Linked DNA regions of Mus musculus: regions 1, 2, 4 and 5 are each linked to region 3. A link is a loop called in an ENCODE intact Hi-C map of the cell type or tissue named here. Cell type or tissue: left cerebral cortex. All regions are shown on one strand.

Region 1 (5,000 bases), 92 kb before region 3:
AAGAAGCATGGCCGCCAGGAGCAAATCTTGGATGAGGAGAGGTGACGGTGAAGGGTGGATAAGGAGAAACTTATTCTCAGGTGGTGACTCAGGGATCCCCATTTGGGCCAGACCTGAAATCCAGGGGTCTGCTGTCCAGACAGACCCCTTTTCTAGGGGAGACTGGGGTTCCCAGCCCTCTGCCCACCTGCCCTGCGGCCAAGCCATTCTTGAACTTGTCCCTAGCCCTTCATGTAGCCTTACCAGTCAGCTCCATTCTGGCCAGGGTGTCTAACTGAAGTGGCTCCCTGTATGGGGCCTCTCCCCTGAATCTTTCCTGGGGCCATGGAGGCGGCTTGAGCTTCTGTGCTTCTTTCGGCAGAGTCGGGTGGGAGAGAGGTGGGCCAAGGACTCTGTCCTGAAAATGACAGAAATAGTGAATCGTTCATCAGGTTTCAAGGAAAAGACTTTCTGGCACGGGAAACGGGTGCTTGGAGGCCTTGAACTGCTGGCCAGCTAGGGCCAGAGCTGTTTGTGTTCCAACTGGTCCCATATTTTCTTGTGACTGAAGCATTATAGTGCCTCCTCTTGTAACAGCTCTTCAGTGACTCTGATAAGATCTTGGTGCCATCTACCAATTGTTGCCCTGCTAAGAGCAGCGAGATGTTACGCACACATTTTAAGTGGACTCAAATTCTGAGCATTGGTTGTTAGCTGGGAGAGAATGTGGGACGGGAATAGAGAGGGGTGTTGTTAAGTTTGGAGAAGAGTGGAAAATGGGTCACCAGGCCAAGAAGAAAAAGCAAATGGGCAGGCAAATGGACACATGCACTAAGGAACGGTGTTGGGAGTGGGACTGAGGCAGACTGGGTAAGGACATAACAGACCACCAGAGGCAGGAATTAAAAGAGAAACTTGGACATTCTTTCCCTTTTGGCCCACAAATAAAACCCAGGACTTTTCTTTGGATTTTCAAGTACTCAAGTCAAAGTGGGTAATAGAACTAGGACTTCTTTCCTGAGGCCAGAGACCTGGGTGGCACTTACAGAGCAAGATGATATCTGCCTCACATGGCTTCCTTCACCTTAGACACTGCCAGCGTTTTTTTACGGCAACTGCATCTGCCTCCCTGCCCCCTCCAGATCCCTTCCAGGCCCTTCCTGGGACCCTCGCTTTTCACAAGTTGAGCAAAGAGGCATTAGGACCCTCCTCTTTTCACAAGTTGAGCCGAGACCTGCACCTGATTCAATATTGGGATCTCCTGTAGGTCTGTCAACAGACACACGCCCCCCTCCTGTTACCCTCTTTCCGTGCCTTGGCTCACCTGACCCAGCTTCCCAGTGCCAGACTCAGAACCTTAAGCTAACAAGAATGACCATATGAGGGTGGGAATTAGGATTACGTTCCTCTGGACAAAGTTCTCCAGGCCTGCACGCACCCCCTTTCTTATTTTCTCATGGCCCCAAAGCAGCCAGACCTATGCTGAATTCTGAGTCTGTGAATAATCCCTCATAAACCAGCTACCCAACCCCCTTTCCCTGCTCTGTCCTGCTCCTCCCATTCTGGGAAGGCTCCACTCTTCTTGACAAAGGTCAGTGCCTGTAGGTTCCAGTTTGCTTGCCCCTCCCCCAGCTAAGAGCCCGGTTCTTTTTTGTTCTTCATACCATACCCCCACTTAACCCCAAATGGTGCTTGCCACTCACCGGGTGGAGAAGGGCCTCAGGACCCAGGTGCACAGCAGGCAGCACTCTGGGGAACAAGTAGGTAGGAAGACACTGGTTGGGGTACAGCCCCTCCTCTGTAGTAGGGTCACAAGCCTGCCCAGGCCACTTCCGCCCAATCAGAGAGCAGAGAGCCACCAAGCCCAGGTGAAGGCTCCCCCGGAAATGACGACTTCTTTTCCTGTCTACTGGGACTAGAGCCCATGGCTGGACCATGGTCCATGAATAGAGCCCAGCTCCTCCACCCACACACACTCTAGAGAGAATTTGTATAGCGGGAACTGTCTCATGTCCTGGCGACATGAGAACCTGGGACCTAAGTGAGAGAGAGAAGAGGGTTAGTCCAGGAGAAATCTGGCAGAATACGGTTCTCTCTGGGAAAGAGAGGTCTTGTTTTAGATGGATGAAGTCTCAGTTCCTGGCTCTCCAAATTTCTTTTCCCTGAACAGTATACCTGCTGCTGAATTCTGACAGCATGCTGGCTTGCTTGCTTTTCCTTCTATATTCCCCTGCTCCAGAGGAGTGTCTTTCCTGGCATTTCCCCTTTCCAACTGGCAAAGTAGGTATTGCCTATATTAGAAAATGATCACGTTATCAGAAAGACAGTATGGACAATATGTGGGACCCGGGAAGTAAAGGGATATGTGTTTGGTTAAGATTGAGCCCAGAGGGGCTGGTGAGATGGCTCAGTGGGTAAGAGCACCCGTCTGCTCTTCCGAAGTTCAAATACCAGCAACCACATGGTGGCTCACAACCATCGAGATCTGACTCTCCTGGAGTGTCTGAAGACAGCTACAGTGTACTTACATATAATAAAAATAAATAAATAAAAAAAAACAAAAACAAAAAAAAAAAAAAAGAGCCCAGAGCTGGGCAGTGGTGGCACACTCCTTTAATTCTAGCGCTTGGGAGGCAGAGGCAGGTGGATTTCTGAGTACGAGGCCAGCCTGGTCTACAGAGTGAGTTCCAAAAGATTGAGCCCAGAGCATGTCTTGATTCTCAGCACTTGGGAGGCAGAGGTAGGTGGATCTCAGAGAGTTTAAGGCTAGCCTGGTCTACCTAGTGAGCCAGGGCTGCATAATGAGATCTTATTTAAAACAGACAGACAGACAGACAAACAGACAGACAGACAGATTGACTGGGCTCAGTCTTTCTACTAGGGGTACAGGGACCTGGAGCGCTAAACCCCCTCAGCTCTGTGGGCAAGCCTGCCCTTGATTGCTCAATGATCCTCTTCTAGTCCTACCACTATACATGTGACAAGAGAAATAACCAGGCCCATCTGTCCCTGTCTTAGGAAGGACAGCTGCCGAGCCTCCCCCACAAATACCTCTTTGCTGGCTCCTCTCTTCCTTTGGCCCTGGCTCTAGCTCCTGTGCTTTCTCCCCAGTCCCTGTCTCCCCACAGTCTCTGTCCTCAGGGACCTTGTGGCCTGACCCTGTCCTCTCTCCCTTGTCTTCCTCAGGCTTTCTCTGCGCCTCAGAGAGGATGGGCTATCTACTGAGGCGTATGGCCTGGATCCCGGAATTCTCCAGTTGAATAAGAGATGCCTTCTAAGATTAGGAAGCCTAGTGCTGGGATAGTGGGAAGAACGGTGCGCGCGCGCGCGCGCGCGCGCGCGCGTGTGTGTGTGTGTGTGTGTGTGTGTGTGTGTGTGTGTGTGTGTGTAGGATGGGGAGGCTTGTCTAGAAAAGCAGGACAAAGGAGGTGGGGACTGAGCTGGAGAGGAAGAGGGTCATCTCTTGGATGAAGGAAAAGCATGAGAGAGCCAGAGGTGGTAGTTGGATGGACTTGAGAGCAGGTTGGGGTGCTGGTGAATTATGACTCCACTCAGGGAAGCACTGCTTGATTCTGGGAAGCACAGGCTAGGTTCCTGTCCCTGGGAAGTGAAGAAAGAGGAGAGACCTTAGAAGGGAAATAGGAATACAGCCAGAGTGAAAGGAAGGGGGTGCTGTGGGTCCTAGGTAGGGGTGGATCGGTGTCATTTTCAAAGACAAGTCCTCATCCTCCAGCGGCCCATCTCGTTCAAGAGTGCCACAGGCCCGAGGCTCAGCCTCTGCCCTTCACTAGCCTGAGCCTCTGGTCTTGGGGTGGACACCACCTCCAGGGGTGGTCGCAAGGAGCGTGTGTGGGGGTGTCGAGGCCCGCCTCTCCTCTCCCTCTTTGCGCCCCCTAGTTCCTCCCTTCCCCCTACCCACTCCGCTCCCCCCTCCTCCAGTCCCTCCCTCCTCCCCTGCCGGGTCCCAGCCTGTCCCCCTCCCCCACTCGCGATCCGGCCGCTGCTGCTGGGCCGGACCCCCCGGGCTCAGCCGGGCTCCTTGTGGAGCCGCCGCCGCGCCCCGTTTGCTGAAGAGGAGGCCCCGGGCCCGGACGCCTGGCGCGGGCATAAAACGGGCCAGAGCCGGCGCCTAGGGCACTAAAGTGGAGTACGGCCCGGGTCAGCGCCCCTCCGCCCGCTCTCTCCCGCCCCGCCCGGCCGGGAGCCGACCAGGCGACTGTGAGACGAGCCCCTCGCCACTGCCCCCCTCCTGGCCCCGGCCCCCTCCTGCCGGCCCGCCTCCGGTCCGGCCCTACTCCCTCTCCTGCTCCCTCCTCCCGCCCGCCTCCCCAGCTGTCTGCTCCGCGTCATGCCGAGCCTCCCGGCCCCGCCGGCCCCGCGGCTGCTCCTCGGGCTGCTGCTGCTCGGCTCGCGGCCGGCCAGTGGCACTGGCCCTGAGCCCCCAGCACTGCCCATCCGTTCCGAGAAGGAGCCGCTGCCTGTCCGGGGAGCGGCAGGTAGGTGGGCTCCAGGGGGAGGTGCGGGAGGGGAGTCTGACTCCTGGCAAGTCTACATCCACAGGGAGAGGGCCCCGGGCGCAGGTGGCTTCGCGCAGCGGGAGGGTGGGAGGGGAAAGCAGAGGCGGCGAGGTGCACGGTGCCAAGGGACCATGGGCCTGGCGGGCAGAGCCCGGAGCAGGCATTACGGCACGAGCAACCGGACAGCGGCCGCCAGCCAAGCCCGTCCCCGCAGGCTGCTCCTTCGGCGGGAAGGTCTATGCCTTGGACGAGACGTGGCACCCGGACCTGGGGGAGCCTTTTGGGGTGATGCGCTGCGTGCTGTGCGCCTGTGAAGCGGTGAGTGGATAACGCAGCTGCCTGCCCTACTCTAGAGGGTAGCGGAACGCTGGTGTCCTAAGTAGTAGACTCGGAGATGCTCAGGGGAAGGCTGGTCCGCAAATCGGAGGAAACCGCTTTCAAGTCTGCGGTGTTGACAGTTATTGATCGCCCACAATGTGACTGGCTTTTAGCCAACTTCCCCCC
Region 2 (5,000 bases), 77 kb before region 3:
TCCCTCAGTCCCTAGGGAAGTGGGATGATGACCTAAGAAATCCAGTCCTGTGTGTGGTCTCTTCAAATTCCTGGCATCCAGAGACCTCAAGAGGGCACCCCATGCATGCCCCTTTAAGCCACTAACAGCATCAGGGAACAAAACTAAAAGCAACAACAACAACAACAACAATAACAAAACAACAACAACAAACCAAACCCAAACAAAAGAACAAGAAACCCAAAACAACAAAAACCATGGAAGGTGATTTTCTTGGGCAGTGTCACAATGTCTTTGAACACTCACTAGTACAACATTATATGGCCTCTAAGCTAGGGCCAGGAAGGCCTTCCACACTCTTAAGGGTTTGACTGAACTCCCGAGATTCTCCAGCACAAAGGCAGGGAACACACAGGCTGTTGGACAGATGAGGTGATTTTGATAACCCTTGCTTTTCAAAGAGAAAATTCACATATAGTTCCACTTTGCCATGTTCCATCTGATCTCCTAGTGATATTCTTTACATACTTTTAATATGCAGAATCCAGATTTTGGCATATCAGGCCACAGACAGCCACTGTTCTAGGACTTTGTTAATGGTGGGGCTGTGGCCAAGTTGCCTATGAATCATTTATGGCAGTAACTAAGAAGGGCCATTTTCAAACTGTAGCTATGGATGTCTGAAAATGTCAATCAACATAGGGGTGGGTAGACATGGGGATCCAGGGGCCTCCTGGGAGGGAGGAATCCTGGTCGACCTCTCTACTTTGAAGACAGACACTCAGCCATTAGCAAAGTCTGCACTCCAAAGATGGGTTGGTATGTTGTAAAAATGTTTTGAGCTGGGCAATGGTGGCACATTCCTTTAATCCCAGCACTTGGGAGGCAGAGGCAGGCAGATTTCTGAGTTCGAGGCCAACCTGGTCTACAGAGTGAGTTCCAGGACAGCCAGGGCTATACAGAGAAACCCTGTCTTGAAAAACCAAAAGAAAAAAAAATGTTTTGAAACAACTGATGGCATCTTGCTCCTTAGACTTTTATAAAAATAATGGAAAGTAGAAAAACAGAGGCAAACCAGTCCTGAGGGTATGGTACAGAGGATCAGTCACTTGAGGCTGTCCTTGTGTACAGTGGGTTCAGGACAGTCTGGGCTAATGTGACCCTGTCTGAATAAAACAGAACAAGAACACAGAAGCAGGTGACACAAGGACAGAGGCAGGAAGGAAAAGAAGTCTTATAATCACAGAATGGAAGTATGTGTCTGAGGGTTGGAAGACACGTCTCAGCCTGACAGCTGGAGGCCACTAGAGAACAACTTGGAGACCATATATGAAGGAAGATACATGTGGAATACACAGACTGAGTATGGGCTGCTGGCAGCAGTGTTACAGGTGACAAAAGGGAGATCTATTAGGCACATAGTATGATACACACACACACACACACACACACACACACACACACACACACATATATATATATATCATGATCAGAGTTCTCTGAGAATGGAGTCCCCACACACCGGTTTGCCTCTGATGTTTTCACGTACAAAACAGGCACCAGGGTTGCTGCTCCTCGTCATAAGAGTAGCTCACTATGTATGCATCTGTGTCACCATGATCATGGAGGTGGTTCTCCCAGGGCGCAAAGCTCATCCCTTGCCCTCTGGATGTGCTAAATACTGGGGCTTCCCCAATGAGAGAAACTTGACTGCACAATTTGTGGTAGTGAGGACTGCATTCATACCCTCTCCTTTATAAATCATTGTGAATAACTATAATACTATAACAATTATAAAAGCTATAAAATAACTATAAACACAAAAATGTAAGAAAGAAAAATTCACGTGTTACTCCAAACCACAATACCAGCTGTCCAAAAAAAAAAAAAAAACTAAACCAAAAAACCAAAAACCAAAACCACAACCACTGTGTTTTGGGGCCACCAAGATGTCTCAGTGGGTAAAGACACTTGCCATGATCCACACGGTGGAAGGAGAGAACTGACTCACAAGATTGCCCTCTGGGTTTTCATTGTGGCTCCTCTCCACATGTGCACACACACACATACACATACACACACAAGTTCACACACACAAGTACATACACACAAGCACACACAAGCACAAACACACGTATATACATACACACACACACAAACATACACAGACATACACACATAAGCACTTTCACACACACACATATAAGCACATACATGTAGTCTACTACTACTACTACTAAAGCTTAAACATTATTATTTTTTAAATCAATGCCTATTTAAAGTTTCAATTAAAACATTTAGTTGTCTGACTCACTTTCTCAGTCCCTGTCCCAACAGCCTCTTGGTCCTCACTTGTGAAGTAGCTGTCGAATACCTGGCCAGGCACAAAACATGAATGCTGGGGCTGGAGAGATGGCTCAGAGGTTAAGAGCACTGTCTGCTCTTCCAGCAACCACATGGTGGCTCACAACCATCTGTCATGGGATCCAACGCCTTCTTCTGGTGTGTCTGAAGACAGCGACAGTGTACTCACATACATGAGATAAACAAACAAACAAACAAATCTTAAAGTAGTTAAAAACAAACAAACAAACAAACAAATCTTAAAGTAGTTAAAAACAAACAAACAAACAAACAAATCACAAATGCTGGAAAAAGTCTGCATGTGACAGTCTCAGAGAGAGCATAGCAAATTGGCTTTCGGTTTTTAATTTTTGGCAAATTGACTAGAGGCCACAAGTGGAGTTGCACCTCCTCTGCTGACAAGTACTGACAGTTGTTTGTCTTTCTGTGGACAGCAGAGGTGGCCCAAGCCACTGTGAGCCTCTGTAATGAACTGCGGTGGGGCATCCAGCTTCTTCTGGTCCACTCACCTTGGCCAGTCAGGCTTACTGGCTGAGCGGCAGCCTTGCTGTGAGACTCTGGGGTTTTTCTTCCTCTTTTGAAGTCCTGTGCTGTTGTTGAGGTCCTTGGTCTGTTTGGTGACAGAGACCCCCACGCTCACATGTTCAGAGGAATGAGCAGAACACACATGAAGACAGCAGGTGCCAAGGCAAGAGAAACTGTCTGGCGGTCCTGGCATGGAGCCCTCAAAGGAGGGGGAAGAAGGGGAAGGACTGGGAAGAAATCCTGCCAAGTACTTGTTCTTCCAGCCCAGCAGCTGGCAGGCCTCATGCGTCTAGCAAGGCTGGGGAAAGGCGTGTGAGTCAGGAGCAGGTGGCTATGGCTGTGACTCTCCACACACAAAGCAAGAACACTCTGGAAATGGCATCTGCAGTTGGCTGTTGCTGGTGGCCCTACCTTCGAACATGGTGGCCCGACTCCCCAAGAAGTTCCAACTCTGAAGGAAGTTGAGGGAAACCACTTTCTCCAACATGAATATAAGAGGGAAGTCACGAAATTATTCTTTACAATTCAAACCTTCTGCCAGGCATGATGACAAACATCTTTGAACTTAGCACCCTGCAGGCAGAGGTAGGGAAATGTTTGTGAGTTCAAGGCCAGCCTGGTCTACCTAGCAAGTTGCATAGTGAGACCCTGTCTTAAAAAAACAAACAGACCTTCTCTCATTTTTTTTCTGCCTTCTACTCTGGCCATCAAAGAAACATTATACTACCTTATACTGAAGAGAGGAGAGTTGGAACAGGGACAGGCTAGGGAGCTGCAGAGAAAGGAGGCAGGAAGAAGAACTGAAAGGATTTTACTATTTATCTCAAAGTTTTTTTTTTAAAGATTTATTTATTTTATGTATACGAGTATACTATAGCTGTCTTCAGACACACCAGAAGAGGGTGGGTGTCCATTACAGATGGTTGTGAGCCACCATGTGATTGCTGGGAATTGAACTCAGGACCTCTGAAAGAGCAGTCAGTGCTCTTAACCACTGAGCCATCTCTCCAGCCCCTATCTCAAAGTTTTTAATGATCACATCTAAAGACCTGATAATTACATGCAAGATGTACAAAATGATACCTAGGGCATAGTTTCCACCTGCTACTCTATCCCAGGGGTGTCTGGGTCCAGTGCATTGAGAAGATAAAGGTGTAAGCCCACACTGTTTTTTTGTTTTTTTTTTTTGTTTTTTTTTGCTTTTTCGAGACAGGGTTTCTCTGTGTAGCCCTGGCTGACCTGGCACTCACTTTGTAGACCAGGCTGGCCTCGAACTCAGAAATCCGCCTGCCTCTGCCTCCCAAGTGCTAGGATTAAAAGCGTGCGCCACCACACCCGGTTAAGCCCACACTGTTTGCATTGTGATATCTCAAAGATGTCACTGTGCATCTTAGCCATCTGTGAGGCTGTTGGAAAGCAAATGGTGGTTCTGAAGCTCTGGAAGTTTGTGCTGCTGACAGGCTCCTTCAGGTTGGGGTCTGCATACTATGAGCAGCTGAGATGCACATAGACCCTCACTTTACATTGTCAGCAGGAGCTGCCACACCACCAGGGTCTCACGGGGACTTATCTGTACAACTAATATGCTATCTATCTTTTTATTTTTAAAACATTTTACTGGGGCTGGAGAGATGGCTCAGTGGTTAAGAGCACTGACAGCTCTTCTGAAGGTCCTGAGTTTGAATCCCAGCAACTACATGGTGGCTCACAACCATCCGTAATGAGATCTAATGCCCTCTTCTGGTGTGTCTGAAGACAGGTACAGTGTACTTACATACAACAATAAATAAATCTTAAATTTTTTTTTTTTTTTACTGACGTGTATGTATATAGTGTGTCTCCATGTGTACGTGTGTGCAGGTGTTCATGGAGGCCAAAGAGGATATCAGATCCTAAATAAGTTACTTCTTTATTGCTGTGATAAAATACCATGTCCAAAGCAACTTATAAAAGTAAGTCTTAGGATTTCTATTGCTGTGAAAAGATACCATGACCACAACAATTCTTATAAAGGAAAACGTTTAATTGGGCCTGCCTTACAGTTTCAGCGGTTTAGTCCATTATTGTCATAGCAGAAAATGTAACAGCATGCAGGCAGACATGGCGTCGGAGAAAGAGCTGAGAGCTCTGTA
Region 3 (5,000 bases):
GTACTGTAGTTGAGCACCCAGAATATGAAGACGTAATTCAGCTACAGGGTGACCAGCCCAAGAACATATGCCAGTTCCTGATAGAGACTGGACTGGCTAAGGACGATCAGCTGATGGTTCATGGGCTTTAAGTGCTTGTGGCTCTCTGAAGCTTAAGTGAGGGTTTCTTTGCAGTGAGTAGAATTTCCCTTCTGTTCCTTGTCACAAATTTAAAAACCTCCTAGTTTATATAATGTAATCACTTGGGGTCCACTTTTAACTTGGACTAGTGTAACTCCTTCATGCAATAATCTGAAAAGGGCCATGCTGTGTAGTCTTGAAGTCTCTCATTTAAACAGGTTGAGCAGTAAGCCCTGGCAGTGTCCACCCTGGAACAAAGCAATAACAAGGTTTCAGCCAAGCCAAGATCCCCAAGACCACAGGAGGCTCTGTCTGACCAGAGGTTCCTTGGGGCTCACTCTACAGAGTCCCCTGCCCTAGGACAATGCCACCATTTGAATAGCCCAAGTGACCAAGAGTATGGGTAACACTGCCCCAGCTGTGTCTGTCACTAGAGGGAGTCTCTGGCTGTAAAAAGAAGCCCTGCTGTCTGATCAAGCAGAATTCAGAAAGGGCCACCTTTCCAGAGAAGCAGTGGGTATCTAGCTCACCACCAGGGTGGTCTTTTTAAGCAGATCTGTCCTAGCCAGGGGATGTTGAAATATGAAGGGTGAGGCCAGCCTGGCATCAGTTAAACTTATGATAAGGGGTCAAATGCCAAGCTGGTGCCATTAGTCGAGTGGCTAGCTGTAGAGGCTTCAATTCAACACGAGCTGCTGCCCAGTGCCATGCGAAAGAACAAACTGATCTTTTGGTTTTCTTTTCCCCTCCAGTTTTAATGTTATGTAATGTATTTAGGTCCTTATTTAAATAAAGATTGTTTTCAGAAAAAAAAAAAAACCCAAAATATCTTGAACAAAAGGATATCACTGTGTGACACACCACAGCTTCCACAGTGAAATGTTTTTGTTTGTATTTTGTTTTGTTTGTTTTCTTTAGGTGGGAGAGGTTGCAAGGTCAGAGGGCATCTATGGAGGGACACAGGGTGATGAGTGGAATTGGGGTGCATGACGTGAAAATGACAAAGAATCAATAAAAAAAATCTAAAAAATGTATGTTAAGGGAGTTCACACAATCTTAGAAGAAAAGACCCCCCCCCCCCCCCCGCATGTTTGTTAGGGTGGCTTACCCACACATACTGTGTTAAATGGTTATGTTGAGGTGTCCCTGTATTTTCAGTTGTTAATTGATCCTCTGGCAGAGCCAGGGATATGTAAATGCTGTCACTTTCTGCCCCTAAAGAGGTATCTCTGAAATTATCATGTCAAAAAGCAAGCTGCCATGGAAGAGGCCAAAAGACAATACTAAATATGGAATGGGCTTAGTCCTGCTGTTGATCGGCTCAGAATGAGTAAGCTGTGTGTCTTAGTTAGGGTTTGACTGCTGTGAAGAGACACCATGACCAAGGCAACTCTTTTTTTTTTTTTTTTTTCTTTAAAGTTTATTCAATACAACATAAACTCCAACTTCACTGAGGTGGCTGACCACGTCCATGACCAAAGCCGCCTCTAAACTGGAACTCAGTGGCCCAGCCAGCCCCAGCCTCAGCTTTCTTGTCGGCTCCAGGGGGCACGGCGCTCCTTCTGTAGGTGTCTCTGTCAGCCTCCCCTCTTGTGAATCTTGCAGGTCGCTCACCCTCTGGACCTTTGGGCCGAGGCCTGCCGGTCTCGGGACGGCTGCGACGCAGGGTGGCGGGCACGATCTCCGGGGGTAGGTGCAGGTAGTCTCGGAGATACTGGATGCCCTCGTTCGTAAGGTACCAGTAGAAATGTCTCCAAGCAAACTGTTCCTTCACGTAGCCTCGAGACTTGAGAGACTGCATGGCCTTCATTACATGAAGGTTGGGCACATTTTTGTCTGCCAGCTCCGGGTGCTTAGGCATGTGGACATCCTTTTTGGCGACCATCACGCCCTCCTTAAAAAGGAGTTCGTAGATGGCAATCCGATTCTTCTTAGGCATCAACATCGCGGCGGCTGCAGGGTCCGAGGCGGAGGCTGGAAAGGCCCAAGGCAAATCTTAAAAGGACAACATTTAATTGGGGCTGGCTTACAGGTTCAGAGGTTCAGTCCATTATTGTCAGGGCGGGAAGCAAGGCAGTGTCCGGGCAGGCATGGTACAGGAGGAACTGAGAGGTAGAACAGTGGGAGCCATGTGGAGGAAAGCAAAGGCAGAGAAGTTGGTTAAGTTAGAAGCTAGCTGAGAGACTGCCTCAGGGGGAAAAAAAAAGCCAACAGCCTTAGACTATATTGAGGTGCATATTTTACATATCAAAGCAGACCTGGCCTCCAGGTTCTCCCAGCATCCCTCAGACTCTACCTTGGAATACCCTGCTCCCAGTCCTGAACTTTGCAGCCCAGAGGCTCTTCCCTATATAATTCAGAAGTTTTGTGCTCTCTCTCTCTCTCTTCCTTCCTCTCCCTCCCTCTCCCTCTTGCTGTCCTCTCTTTCCCTCTCTCTGTCTCCCTCTCCTCCTTCTGTTCTCTCTCTGCATGTGTGCCCTTTCTTTCTCTCCACCCTCTTCTCTCCCCATGGCTACTCCCCTGGCCTCAATCCTTGGGGCCAGTGAACTTGCACCCCAATAAAACTGCCTTTGAATTGGCTCATTTCTCTGGTGCCAGAGAGCTAACCTATTATATATAGATGTCTTCATGCCTTTATTATTAAACCACAAATGCCGTCCCTCCAAAGCCCCACAATACATGTCCTCCCTCATATGTAGAATCTGTTACTAGCACATGCACACATGTGAACATATGTACATGTGGTTGCAGAATAACAGAAAGGGTTAAAATAGGGGACCAAGGAAGAACTGAGTGCAGGCAATAGGCACAAGAGGAGATAAGCTAATTGCTGTTTTCAGTGCTAACTCTGTCACAGAGTTTTGGTGTTGGTAGTAGAACTTGCAAAATTATATATTTGCCAGTGAAAGTATAAAATCCAATGTGAAGCTTCACAGTGCTCATGCCAAAGGGCTGCTCTAACTTTGGGTCTGGTTAACTTTGTGTGATTTTTTTTTCAACAGTTTTACAATAAACATTTAAAAAATAATTGGAAAGGGCGATAAGTTATTCTGCATTGGTGAAATGAGCCAATTCAAGCCAGATTAAAGTATATATAATTGCAGGTTTATTTGAAAGCAGCTCTTGGATGGTACACTGGTCCCTCCAAGACCAGGGAAGTCATCATGGGGAGGAGGGCAGAGGGGAGGGGAAGAGAATGAGACAAAGAGTGTGTGCACAGAGGGAGAGAGAACGCAGGTTGTCATACTTGATGGCAGGCGGTTTTACCCACTGAGCCATCTCACTGGTCCAAGGCATGGAACTTTTTAGTGGAGGAAATGACAAAGCCTTGTGAAAAAAATTAAAAAGACCAAAAATAAATGAAGAAACATGTTCATGGATCAGAAGACTCTGCGTCCTGCAAACTCCTGGCAAGCAAGCAGTATGTAATCCAATTAAGATTCATGGGTCAGAAGACTCAACTTCCTGCTGATGCCCCTACCAAGTAATCTGCAAACCCAATTAAAATTCTACCCAGATCTCAATGAAGTTCCCTTTGGGATGGAACTTGACAAGCTGATCTTAAAATTCACAAAGCAGATCAGCAACCAGATAATTTTGGAAAAGAACACAAGGCAGTGGGGTGGAGAAGACTTAATCTCCAGGCTGAAGGGACTCAGTGGAACGGTGGGGGAATGGAAACAAGAGAGTGGGGTGGCAAAACAGAACACAGAACCCTGCGTGAGACCCACGCACATATGGAAGAGAGATACACAGCAGCTGGGATCTCAAATCACAGGAGGAAGAAATTACTTCGAGAGCTAAGCAGAGCAGGGCTGTGGGGATGACTCAGTAAGCGGCAGTGTTTGATGCCAAGCCGGATGACCTGATTTTAATACCTGCGACACACTCCTGGGAAGGCAGGAATCAAGTTGGGAAGCTTCCACATGCATGACTATACAATCTCTCTCTCTCTCTCTCTCTCTCTCTCTCTCTCTCTCTCTCTCTCACACACACACACACACACACATGTGCATGCACACTCACACACAGAGTGCTCAGACACTCATGCACATGTACACACAACATGCACATACATGCACTCACATGCGATATAAATAAATGTTTCTTAAAAGTAATACTTGGGAAAGTGAAATGTAGAAAAACATAACATTAGGTTTTTAATCTTCTTATCCCCAAAGAAATATCTTAAAAGTTAATCTTTAAAGTTTTAAAAAGATGATAGAGAGAGGTCTTTATTATGTTTGGGCAGAAAAAAATTCTTTTTCTTCTTTTTGAGATTTATTCATTTTACATTATGTGTGCATATTTTGCCGAATATATGTATATGCACTGCATACATGCTTGGTGCCTGCAGGTCCACTGGAACTGGAGTTGTGGATGGTTGTGAGTCACCATGTGGGTGCTGAGAATTGAGCCCAGGTCCTCTTCAAGAGCAACAAGTGCTCTTAACTAATGGACCATCTTGCCAGCCCCAAAAGATTTTTTAAATAGGTTATAAAAAAAAATCACATAAGTAGAGGGTAACATTTTACCTGCTTCACTTAGGCGATTCCCATTGAAAGGGATGCCAGACAGAAATGGAGACAAGATTCAAGATAAAGAATGAATGTGTTCATCACTCAGAAGACTGGCAGGTGAGCACCTGCACTTGGATACAGAACTCTTCCCAATAGGATGCTAGGACAGCACTGGAAACCATGACAGAGAAAGATAGATCAAAGGGAACAGCAGCTGCACTAATAATCAAGGGAATGACTATTTAAACTCCAGGAGACACCATCTCATACCAGCAGTGGAGCGGAGGCGCTACTAGGTATTCAGAGAGAAGATAAACAGACATATCGCAACAGGCTACTGGTGAAAGTATACATTGTTAT
Region 4 (5,000 bases), 360 kb after region 3:
GAACTCTCAACTCCTTCTGAACCATGCCTGCCTGGATGCTGCCATGCTCCCACCTTGATGATAATGGACTGAACCTCTGAACCTATAAGCCAGCCCCAGGTAAATGTTGTCCTTATAAGAGTTGCCTTGGTCAGCCAGGCATGGTGGCACATGCCTTTAATCCCAGCACTTGGGAAGCAGAGGCAGGCGGATTTCTGAGTTCAAGGCCAGCCTGGTCTACAAAGTGAGTTCCAGGACAGCCCCAGGGCTATACAGAGAAACCCTGTCTTGAACCCACCCCACACCCCCCAAAAAAAGAGTTGTCTTGGTCATGCTGTCTCTTCACAGCAGTAAAACCCTAACTAAGACAAATTCTTTGCGGCAATTCCAATCTTTGTTGTCAGCAGTCCAGTCTACTTGCAAAACACCAAACACGAATGAGCAGCAGTGGCTCTGTCCAGAAGATACCACAAGACTCTGCCAATCAGCTTGAGTCTGCTCAAGTGGCAAGAAGCAGCCAGAACACCGCCAGAAGTTTCTTTCTATAAGGTTATCTTAGTTAGGATTTTACTACAATGAACAGACATCATGATCAAGACAACTCTTATAAGGGCAACATTGGATTGGGGCTGGCTTTCAGGTTCAGAGGTACAGTCCATTATCATCAAGGTGGGCGCATGGCAGCATCCAGGCAGGCATGGTGCAGGAGGAGCTGAGAGTTCTACATCTTTGTCTGAAGACTGCTAGAATACTGGCTCCCACGTGGTTAGGAGGAGGGTCTCAAAGCCATGCCCACAGCAACATACTTCCTCCAACAAGGTCACACCTCCAAATAGTGCCACTTCCTGGGCCAAACGTATTCAAACCACCACAGAAGTCATGACGAGCAAAGATCAACTATAAAAACAAGGCGAACCAATGCCTGAGCATGATCCACTGTCTGTTGGGTTACACTTACACTCTTTCCAAACATCACATGCCCTTTCACTAGACAGCTTCCAGAAAAATACCATGTGTCTGTTCTCAGCAAAACATCCCCTCACAAGGCAGTTTCCAGAAAACCCATCTCATGACACAATGGAGTCTCCAAAAAAAAACTGGAAATTCTTACTTCAGGATAGGTCTGCAAAATGTTCTGATCCTAAAAGTCACAGAAGAAAGCTTCCAAGACATGACTCATGAAGGATATGTGAGTGAAGGAGTTTGTGGAATCTTCTTTCATGATTAAGGAGAATTGCTGAGGCCAAATATTCGATGGGGGAATCTCTGAGAGGTCACCATGTGAAGCCATGAAGGGGAAGCCTGGTTTGCATCAGGATCCCAAGATTTTGAAAATACCAGAGCCATGACAAGCTACAAAGGATAGCTTCATAGAGAAAATGGAGCTAGCCCAAGAGAGAGCAGTGTGTTGCAGGTGCCAAAGTTGGAAAGTCAGAGCTACCTAAGCTCTCTGACACCAGATACAGAGACATAGGATTTGGATTACAGCTATTGTCTCACAGAGTATTGGTCTAGTTTTGGTCAAGTATTTTTTTCACTTAGCCTTCTTTCCTCACTTTTGGAATGGTGATGTATGTTCTGCACCATTGCATGCTGGAAATATATAATTTGGGGTTTTGCTTTTGATTTTTACAGAGGTTACAGGTAAGAGATTGTCTTGAGTCTCAGAAGAGACTTGGGCTTTTAAACCATGTTGAGATTGTGAAGTCATTTCAACTTTTACTAACTGCATTTTGAGCCATGTTATAGCCATATCCCTATGGAAACTGGGGAGACAATGTGGTAATTTCAGTGAGAATGGCCCCTATAGGTTCTTATGCTTGAACACTTTGTCTCCTATGGAAAGATCCTTTGTGAAGAATTGAGAGGTGTGGCCTTGATGAAGGAAGTGTGTCACTGAGGGTGGCCTTTGAAGTTTCAAAGGATTCTAATCATTTCCAGATCTCCCTCTCTCTCTCTTCATAAGTTACTGTGGTCAGTACCTTAACACCAGGATACAAAATTAACTAAGATGGATCTTAACAATGAGACAGCTAGAAAACCTGAAATATTTGAAAATAAATGAGCTATTTCTAAGTAAATTGTGGGTCAGAAAATAAATCACCAGAGACAATATTTTAAAAATGGATGGTACTGAAAATATAAAACAGCAAAACATATGAGCTGTGCCTGGACTGCACTTCTTAAAAAGTACAAAGCATCAGAAAGGAAGGGCTTAAAGGAAGTGATATAAGTGATATAAGATTGCACAGGAGGAGACAAGAGTGGGGAATGGGATAGGGCTGTTGGTAGAGTGCTTGGCCAACACAAGCAAAGCCTTGGGCTTGATCCCCAGCATTGCACAAACTTAGTATGCTGGCCAATACCTGTATCTAGCTCTCCACAGATGGAGTACAGAGATTCAAGGTCATTCTTAGCTACATAGCAAGTATGAGGCCAGCCTGGGCTACAAGAGATTGAGAAAGAAAGATAGATATTTAGAGAGAAAGGGAGGGAGGAAAGAAGGAAGAAAGGAAGGAAGCTGAGGTTACAACTCAGTGTGCAGTTGCTTTTTTTCTATAATTCTGAAGGCCCTGGAGTTGTACAGTAGAAGAAAAGGTAGCAACAGTTTAACTTACATCTCGACTGGAGGTTAAAGAGTAACTGAGTTAACTAGCTGGCTACAGATGGATCTGGGTCCTACCACAGTGCAGTTGTCCTTCAGCAGTTACAGGGGAGCAGTTCCAAGAACCCAGCTGCCAACAGTCAGCAGATCCTTAAATGCAAATTCCCTTTTATAAAATGATATACAGCATTTGCATGCAACCTACACACATCCTCCCACTAACAGTAAAGTTCTCTCTCTTCCTGGGCTCTCCCCCAGTCTCTCCCATATGTTTTAGATCAAACCAGATTCCTTGTGATACCTAATGCCAATGATACCTCAAAAATTGTTGTGCTGTATGATTTGACAAGAAAAACAGTATGTGTCGGTTCAGTATTGACATAATTTTTATTTCCATAACAATTTTTTAAAGATTTATTTTTATTTCATGTGTATGAGTATCCTGCTTGTTTATATGTATATCTGCCATGTGGGTGCCTGGTGCCCAAGAAGTCCAGTAGGGGTTGTCAGATCCCTTAGAACTAGAGTTACAGACTTATAACCATAAGTCATGATGAAGGCCCTATGGAAGAGCAGTGAGTGCTCTTAACCAATGAGCCATCTCTCTAGCCTTCTACAAATATGTTTGATCTGAACCTGTGGATGATAGAATCCAGTGAGTGGGGCTTTTCATATGTGACTGAATTTTATATAGTCTACTTTGCATTAAATACCATCTTTTGGCAACTGTTATAACTTTACATTTAATCTCAGCAATTTCGAAATAATTTTTACAGATTTATTTTATATTCAGTTATGTGCATATGTGTCCAGAAGAGGGTCTGGATACCCTGGATCTGGAATTACAGGTGGTCATGAGCCACCTAATGTGGGTCCTGGGTGCTCTGCAAAAGCAGCAATAATTCTTAACCACTGAGCCATCTATCTAGCCCAACTTCTAGCAGTTTCAAAGTTTATTTAAAATTTAGATAGAGAGCAGCTGGGCAGTGTTGGCATATGCCTTTAATCCCAGCATTTGGGAGGCAGAGTGTGGTGGTGTGGCCTTGTTGGAGGAAGTATGTCGCTGTGAGGATGGGCTTTGAGACTCTCCTCCTAGCTGCCTGGAAGACAGTCTTCTCCTGATTACCTTTAGAACAAGACGTAGAACTCTCAGCTCTGACTCCAGTGCCATGCCTGCCTGGATGCTGCCATGCTTTCTGCCTTGATGTTAATTGACTGAACCTCTGAACCTATATGTTAGCCCCAACTAACTGTTGTCCTTTATAAGAGTTTCTTTGGTCATGGTCTCTCTTCATAGCAATAAAAACCCTAACTAAAACAAAAGTTGGTACCAGAAGTAGAGTATTGCTGTGATAGGCCTAACCATGCTTTTGTTTGGAGGAATGTGGACTTTGGGATTTTGGAAAGCAGTGGAATGTTTTAAGTGAGGCTAAATGGGACATCCTAGTAAGAATATGGAAGACTTTGTTACTGAGAGTGATTTGAATTGTGCAGACCTGGCCCAAGAGGTTTCAGTGGAGAAGAATTTCATTTTGTGGCCTAGAGACAGTTTGTGTGGTGTTTTGGTGAAGAATGTGGCTGCTTTTTACCCTTGTCTGAAGAGTCTGCTTGTTGCTAAGGTAAAGGGATTTATATTAATTGCATTGACAAAAGAAGTCTTCAAAAAGCCCAGCACAGACTTTGTTCTCTGGCTTAGTCTCATGAAGAGTGTTTTGATCAAGCTTTGCAAGCTTTGAAAGGAAAAGTACAAAATCTATAGTTCAAATATTAGAGGGGCACCAGGAGGTAGAATGGAGCTGAATCCTATGATCAAGGAGATAAAAAGATTAAGAGATCAGTGACCTTGGGTCATTCAGCAAGATCCTACCCAGCTAAGCTTATTGTTTGATTTTGTTGTTGGTCAAGGAATAGTAATATCTAGGCATCATTACTGTTTGGTTGTTGCTTTTATTTGGACGTTTAATCTGAAATGAACAACAGTCTAGAAAATGGAGGGCACACCTTGATCCAGATCTTGGAGCTGGAAGACATAGGATGTTCAGGCATAATGGCCATGAAACACTTAGGCCCAGGCATGTTGGTACATGCCTTTAATCCCAGGAGACAGAGGCAAGGAGATCTCTGAGTTCAAAGTTAGCCTGGTACAGAGCTTAAGTCCAAGCATGTTGGTACTCTGTTGTGGAAAATATTTAAAATTCCAGCCCAGGGCTTCTACCCTGCCTTGGTTATCGAGTTCCTGAATGAAAGACACATTCCCAGCCTTTATATTTACAATAAGTCCTAAACAGCACAATAGCTGGGCAGCTGCCTACCCTCCATGCTGTAGAATGTACTTTCCTATTGATAACCCCGAGTTATTACTTACTATTTACTGTATTCCACCTGGGCTACTCTTAACTCCAACTGGGCAGCCCTC
Region 5 (5,000 bases), 350 kb after region 3:
TACATGAGGCTGTCTCCTGGGTTACTTCTCAGCTGCACAGAGTTTGAGGCTAGCCTGGGCTACATGAGACTGTCCCCTGGATTATTTTGACTTTTCCAGTTTCTGCTATTCCAACCGGTCTACTTAAATTCTCCTTTTTATTGTAGTTAATTGTATTTTTTTAGAGATAATTTTCTCTAGATGTTCAAGTAGGCTGCCATGGAGTCTTATGTAATAATGTCTTATAATTATTTTTCTTTCTTTTTGAATCTGCTATTATACTGTTTTTCTATTTTCTACTATTATTTGTGTCTTATATCTTTCATTGTTTTCTAACGGGCTACCTACTTACATTATTAAAAATTAGCTGCCAGGCAGTGGTGGCACATAACTTTAATCCCAGCACTCAAAAGGCAGAGGCAGCTGCATTTCTGTGAGTTCGAGGCCAGCCTGGTCTACAAAGTGAGTTCCAGGACAGCCAGGGCTACACAGAGAAACCTTGTTTCAAAAAAAAAAAAAAAAAACCTAAAAACAAACAAACAAAAAAACCCAAAAAACAAAAAAAGCTTTGGGCTGGGCCTGGTAGTGCTAGCCTGTTACCTCTGCTACATGAGAGGCTAAAAAGAAGTCCAATGGTTGTTGTGGTCAAGGGGAGAAGAAACATTTCCCTTTGTTCAGAGAGATATGTGAATACTTGCAGGTGGTGTTCTGGGCTGCCAGTAGGTGGTTACTGTATTGTTCAGAGAGGGGGTAAAAAGTAAGCCTTGGTGGGCCTGGTGAGGCATGGCATGAGTATGCTTGGAAAGATGAGGCAAGAGGACCATGAGAAGGAAAGGGTTCAAGACCAACCTGGGTAACAAAGCAGACCTTAAAACAAAACAAAACAAAACAAAACTGAACACATGGAAATAAAGATGCTTTCTTAAATATCAATGGGAAAATTGCAACAATGGACAGAAAGACAGGGAAAAAAGGCAACAGACTCAAAATGCAAATGGAAAAAAATGCTTAACCTCTAAACTGTAGTCATTAGAGAAACACAGACTGATGCCATAGAGAAGCAACTGTCCACATCATTGAACTGCAGAAAGTTGATCATGCCAAAAGCTGCTGATACAGTTTAGAAGCCGCTTTAGAAAAAGGCCGGGCAGCAACCTGAAACACAGAAGCCAGGCATGCCTTGCAATTCCGCAGCACAACCCTGCTGAGCATCCTGTACAAACAACATGCACACAAGGTGATGCCAACCAGATGTCCCAGGAACCTGGTTTATAATAAGGACAAATGGGAATGCGCTGAGGTTCATCAATACGAGGTACAGAGTGGCAGGTCTCTGGTTTGATTTTTGCTTTTTTGTGAGACAGGTTCACTGTGTAGTTGAGGTTGGCCTTAGATTCTTCATCCTCCTGAGAGATGGGATCTCAGGCACATGCCACCATGCCTGGTGTGTTAAATATAGTCAACAGACAATATTATACTACTCCACAACAAAATAAATTTTGCTTATTATGATCAGCATTAAGCAGGATTGGCAGGGCAGCTCGAGGGTGGAGCCATTTGCTACCAAGTCTGGAGCCTACATGTTGGAGGGAGAGAGCTAACTTCCTCTGACCTCCACACACATGCCTTGGCACACTTATGCACCTCCCACAGAAAATAAATAAAATTTAGGAAAAAAAAAGCAATAAAATAAGAATGAGTAGCATCGTGTCCCAGTTAGGCTTCTTTATAAATATTAGCTTATTTCCTGAATGAACAGAGCTAGGTTTAACAACACGAGTGAACCCCAAAGCATCATGTTGGCTCAACAACAAGCCTAGAAATGCTACCCATAATTTACCATGTGTGTGCAGTAGGGGCATTCTCATAGTTGATACTAAAACTCTTCTCTAGCCCAGAGGCTGATGCCCCCAAACTCTCAACAGAAGCAAGAGGATTGCTGTGAGTTCCAGACCAGCCAGAGATATATGGTGAGGATTTGACTAAAAAAAGGAAAAAAAAAAAATCAACAAGAAATAAAACTGCATTCTAGCTGGGTGTGGTGGTGGGAGCCTTTAACCCCAACACTGGGGAGGTACAGGCAGAGGAACAGAAATTTAAGGCATCATTAGCTACATAGCAAGTTCAAGGTCAGAAGGAAGTTGAGATTTGTATCTCAAAACCAAAAAACAATAACCCAGTATTATACCAAGTAATACCCATTCTATAGGGTTTAGAAATCCTCACTATGGGGCGTAGAGAAGGTTGGGGGAAGGAGGGTCCCCGGAGCCTTAGCTGTGGGGATTCTGCTGTTCAGTGCTGCCTGGAAGGCGGATTGTTCCACCGGCCTTAATATATCTCCGAATTATCTCATAACACTTTTTTTTTTCCTAAAGAAAAGCCTCCCACTCTGCGTTTCCTTCCTTCCACGCTCCTATTCTTATTTCACATGTCTGTGATCATCCCATGTATACATATTTATATTCTATTCCTCTCACCCTTAAGTTCGCACGTATAATTTAAGAGTCTTCAGAATGTTCCTAACAGCACACGCTGTCCCGGCCAAGACAGCCTGTAGTACTCATCCACGTTGACTCTGACTTTGAATTCTGCCATTTTCTCACTCTTCACCGTGAAGGATAGCTGTCTGTATGAAAAGTTTGGGGCCAGTGTGTAGCTTCATATTGACACACACAACCTCTGTAGCATTGCATTTTGTCAAGAGCTCTTCTGATCACATTTCTTCTGTAAATGCATTAGGGCCTCCCCCACTGCCCAGCCAGGCCTGCTGGAAAGCCACTGTAAAACTCTTAACTGCTTTCATCTCCCAGAATGGAGGGTGACTGAAGGTATGTCTCAAATGCATATCAACTCTCTGAAAGGACAGCCCTGTCACTGCTGCGGGAAGGGGGACTCACTGTCTGGTTCAGTGTATCCTGCATATCAGATCTCCATATAAGAGAGCCCCATCAATGTTGTAGGGAGGGGACCCACTATCTAGTCCCAAAGGAGCCCCCTCAGGCTTACAGACCTAGTAGTGCCTACTCCTTGCCTCATAAGCTGCCACCAAGAGATCACAGGGTCAGATTTGTCAAGTTGGGTTGGGATAGGCATTGTGGCTGTACTTTCTCAGGATGTTAGACCTCTGGGTAAGCCTTGCTGCATACTCAGGCCTTTGGCTTCTCCTAGCTGGACACAGAGACCATTCACCTTCCCAGGCCCACCATGGAACACACACACACACACACACAGAGCAGGGGACGACCCATAGCATCCTTTCCCACAGAAAGACTGTAATTTGGGGGGCAAGTGTGAATTGAGGAAGTTGAAAAGGGAGGGGGAGAGGGGGTGGGAGGTGGGCCTGGGAGGGAGGTGGATGAGAAGAGAGAGAGAATGTAGGCCTGGAGGATGCAGAGGCTGAGGGAAGGGGGATGCATGGCAATGTTCACCAGAACCAGGCTGTGGGAGTGGAGGGATTGAGGAGGAGCAGGATGCTGCAGACTTGAGTGAGGGTTGAACCAAGGTAAGAGGAGCCCCGCCAAGGCAGGGGCACCGCCAGGAAGAAAGTGCCCTATTGCAGTACTGGGAAGTGCATTAGGAAGTGCAATAGAAAATATATCGGGTAGTGCATCTAGTAGTGCATTGGGAAGTATATTGGGAAGTGAATCAGGAAGTGCATGGAAAGTGCATTAGGAAGTGCATCAAGAAATACACTGGGAAGTGCATCAGGAAGTACATTGGGAAGTGCATGGTGTCCCTGTAGAGGAAGATGTCAAGGGGAGGAACTAAAGGGCCATACCAAACAGGTGGTAGGGTTCAAGACACTGAAGAATTACCAGATAGATCCTCCAGGGACATCCTCCCAAACTGAGAAATAAAATAGTGAATGGCATGTTGTCTGAAACTCTATGGAGCCATAAAGACAATGCTGCCTCCTTGGTATTGGATAAACAACTGTGGGGCTCTTCCTGTGGGAAGACCATTTCTTCCAGTGTCAGCATACCCCAGCTACCTATAGCTCTTTGTCTAGGGTTGAGGCCCAAGGAGCTTTCCCAGTTCCCTGTTAATATGTCCATTGGTGTTCTTCAGGTCTTCTTTAGGCAGCCATGTTGATAATGTTCAGTCCTGAGATCATATGCATATACGTAGCATCATATGGATAAAGCATTTATGTATTTTGTAATCTACAAACACACATACCCACCAACATATCAAAGCAACTAAATAAAATTAAATTTTTATTTAATAATAAAAGCCAAGTGCACACTGTCATGAGACATGAAGAACCTCTGGAATTCTTGTAGGCTTAGATTTTTCAAAACTACTTTAATAAGGGTTCCTCAACACTTCAACCTCCCTTCTAGCTCACTGACCAAAGGTAGGGGAAAAGAAAGGTTACTAGGAAACAGGGGTTGTGGACCTGTTTAGAAGTAGTTCTTGGGGACCCCTGTGGTTGAATTAGAAAAAGCCTGGAAGAAGCTGAGGAGGAGGGCAACCCCATAGGAAGACCAGCAGTTTCAACTAACTTGGACCCCTGAGATCTCTCAGACACTGAGCCACCAACCAGGCAGCATACACTAGCTGATAAGAGCCACCACCACCCCTACCCCAAACACACACATATACAGCAGAGGACTGCCTGAGCTGGCCTCAGTAAGAGAAGACACACCTAACCTTTGAGAAACTTGAGGTCCCAGGGAATGGGGAGGTCTGGTGGGGTGGGTGGAGGTGGGGGGCATCTTCCTCGCCACAGGGAGGAGGAACGGGATGAGGAAATGTCAGAGGGCAGAACAAGAGGGAGATAATGGCTGGACTGTAAAAAAAGATTAAGGATAATTAAAATATAATTTTTTAAAATAAAGGAATAGTTCTTTGGGGGTGATTCCAATCTTTATTGTCAGAATATCAGCAGTCCAGTCCAAAACATCAAACACAAATTGATAGTGGAAGTCCAGTTCAATTGGCAAACTCCAAACATGAATCAGTAACAGCAGCTTGATCCAGAGGAAAGTGCAAGGCTCTGTGGAAGCAGCATGTGGAAT

The links. A loop is a pair of places that touch in the nucleus more often than their neighbours do. Peaks named below come from ENCODE experiments on the same cell type or tissue, not always from the same donor. Only the 100,000 strongest peaks of a DNase experiment are listed, where the experiment ranks them.
Region 1: a loop joins it to region 3, with 12 times the contacts of the local background. A loop is called at or near these places in 2 of 42 quality-filtered maps.
Region 2: a loop joins it to region 3, with 9 times the contacts of the local background. A loop is called at or near these places in 2 of 42 quality-filtered maps.
Region 4: it touches region 3 in a loop (10-fold over the local background); 7 of 42 quality-filtered maps call a loop at or near these places.
Region 5: a loop joins it to region 3, with 12 times the contacts of the local background. A loop is called at or near these places in 2 of 42 quality-filtered maps.

What each region holds. Positions count from the first base shown.
Region 1 is chr16:20,728,821-20,733,820 of GRCm38, forward strand. It overlaps Thpo (thrombopoietin), which reads right to left and starts at 1,778. Exons shown (of 6, transcript NM_001173505.1): 1 at 1,683-1,778; 2 at 244-397; 3 at 1-26. The coding sequence starts at 256. Chrd (chordin) reads left to right here and starts at 4,307. Exons shown (of 23, transcript NM_009893.2): 1 at 4,307-4,475; 2 at 4,711-4,814. The coding sequence starts at 4,328. In left cerebral cortex, no CTCF peak of the experiment used is centred here; DNase peaks (open chromatin) are centred at 3,100, 4,350, 4,529 and 4,801; H3K4me3 peaks cover 1,438 bases; H3K27ac peaks cover 2,607 bases.
Region 2 is chr16:20,743,738-20,748,737 of GRCm38, forward strand. Gm22741 (a small nuclear RNA gene) reads left to right here and starts at 1,571; the gene lies at 1,571-1,735. In left cerebral cortex, a CTCF peak has its summit at 2,721; a DNase peak (open chromatin) is centred at 3,131.
Region 3 is chr16:20,820,576-20,825,575 of GRCm38, forward strand. It overlaps the pseudogene Gm9536 and the pseudogene Rps10-ps2. Among named protein-coding and RNA genes, the nearest start is that of Gm22741, 78 kb to the left of the region's middle. In left cerebral cortex, a CTCF peak has its summit at 561; DNase peaks (open chromatin) are centred at 603, 3,060, 3,829 and 4,805; H3K27ac peaks cover 2,964 bases.
Region 4 is chr16:21,179,611-21,184,610 of GRCm38, forward strand. No RefSeq gene overlaps it. Among named protein-coding and RNA genes, the nearest start is that of Ephb3, 23 kb to the right of the region's middle. In left cerebral cortex, no CTCF peak of the experiment used is centred here; DNase peaks (open chromatin) are centred at 2,746 and 3,613; H3K27ac peaks cover 4,290 bases.
Region 5 is chr16:21,166,533-21,171,532 of GRCm38, forward strand. No RefSeq gene overlaps it. Among named protein-coding and RNA genes, the nearest start is that of Teddm3, 15 kb to the left of the region's middle. In left cerebral cortex, no CTCF peak of the experiment used is centred here; a DNase peak (open chromatin) is centred at 2,382; H3K27ac peaks cover 1,045 bases.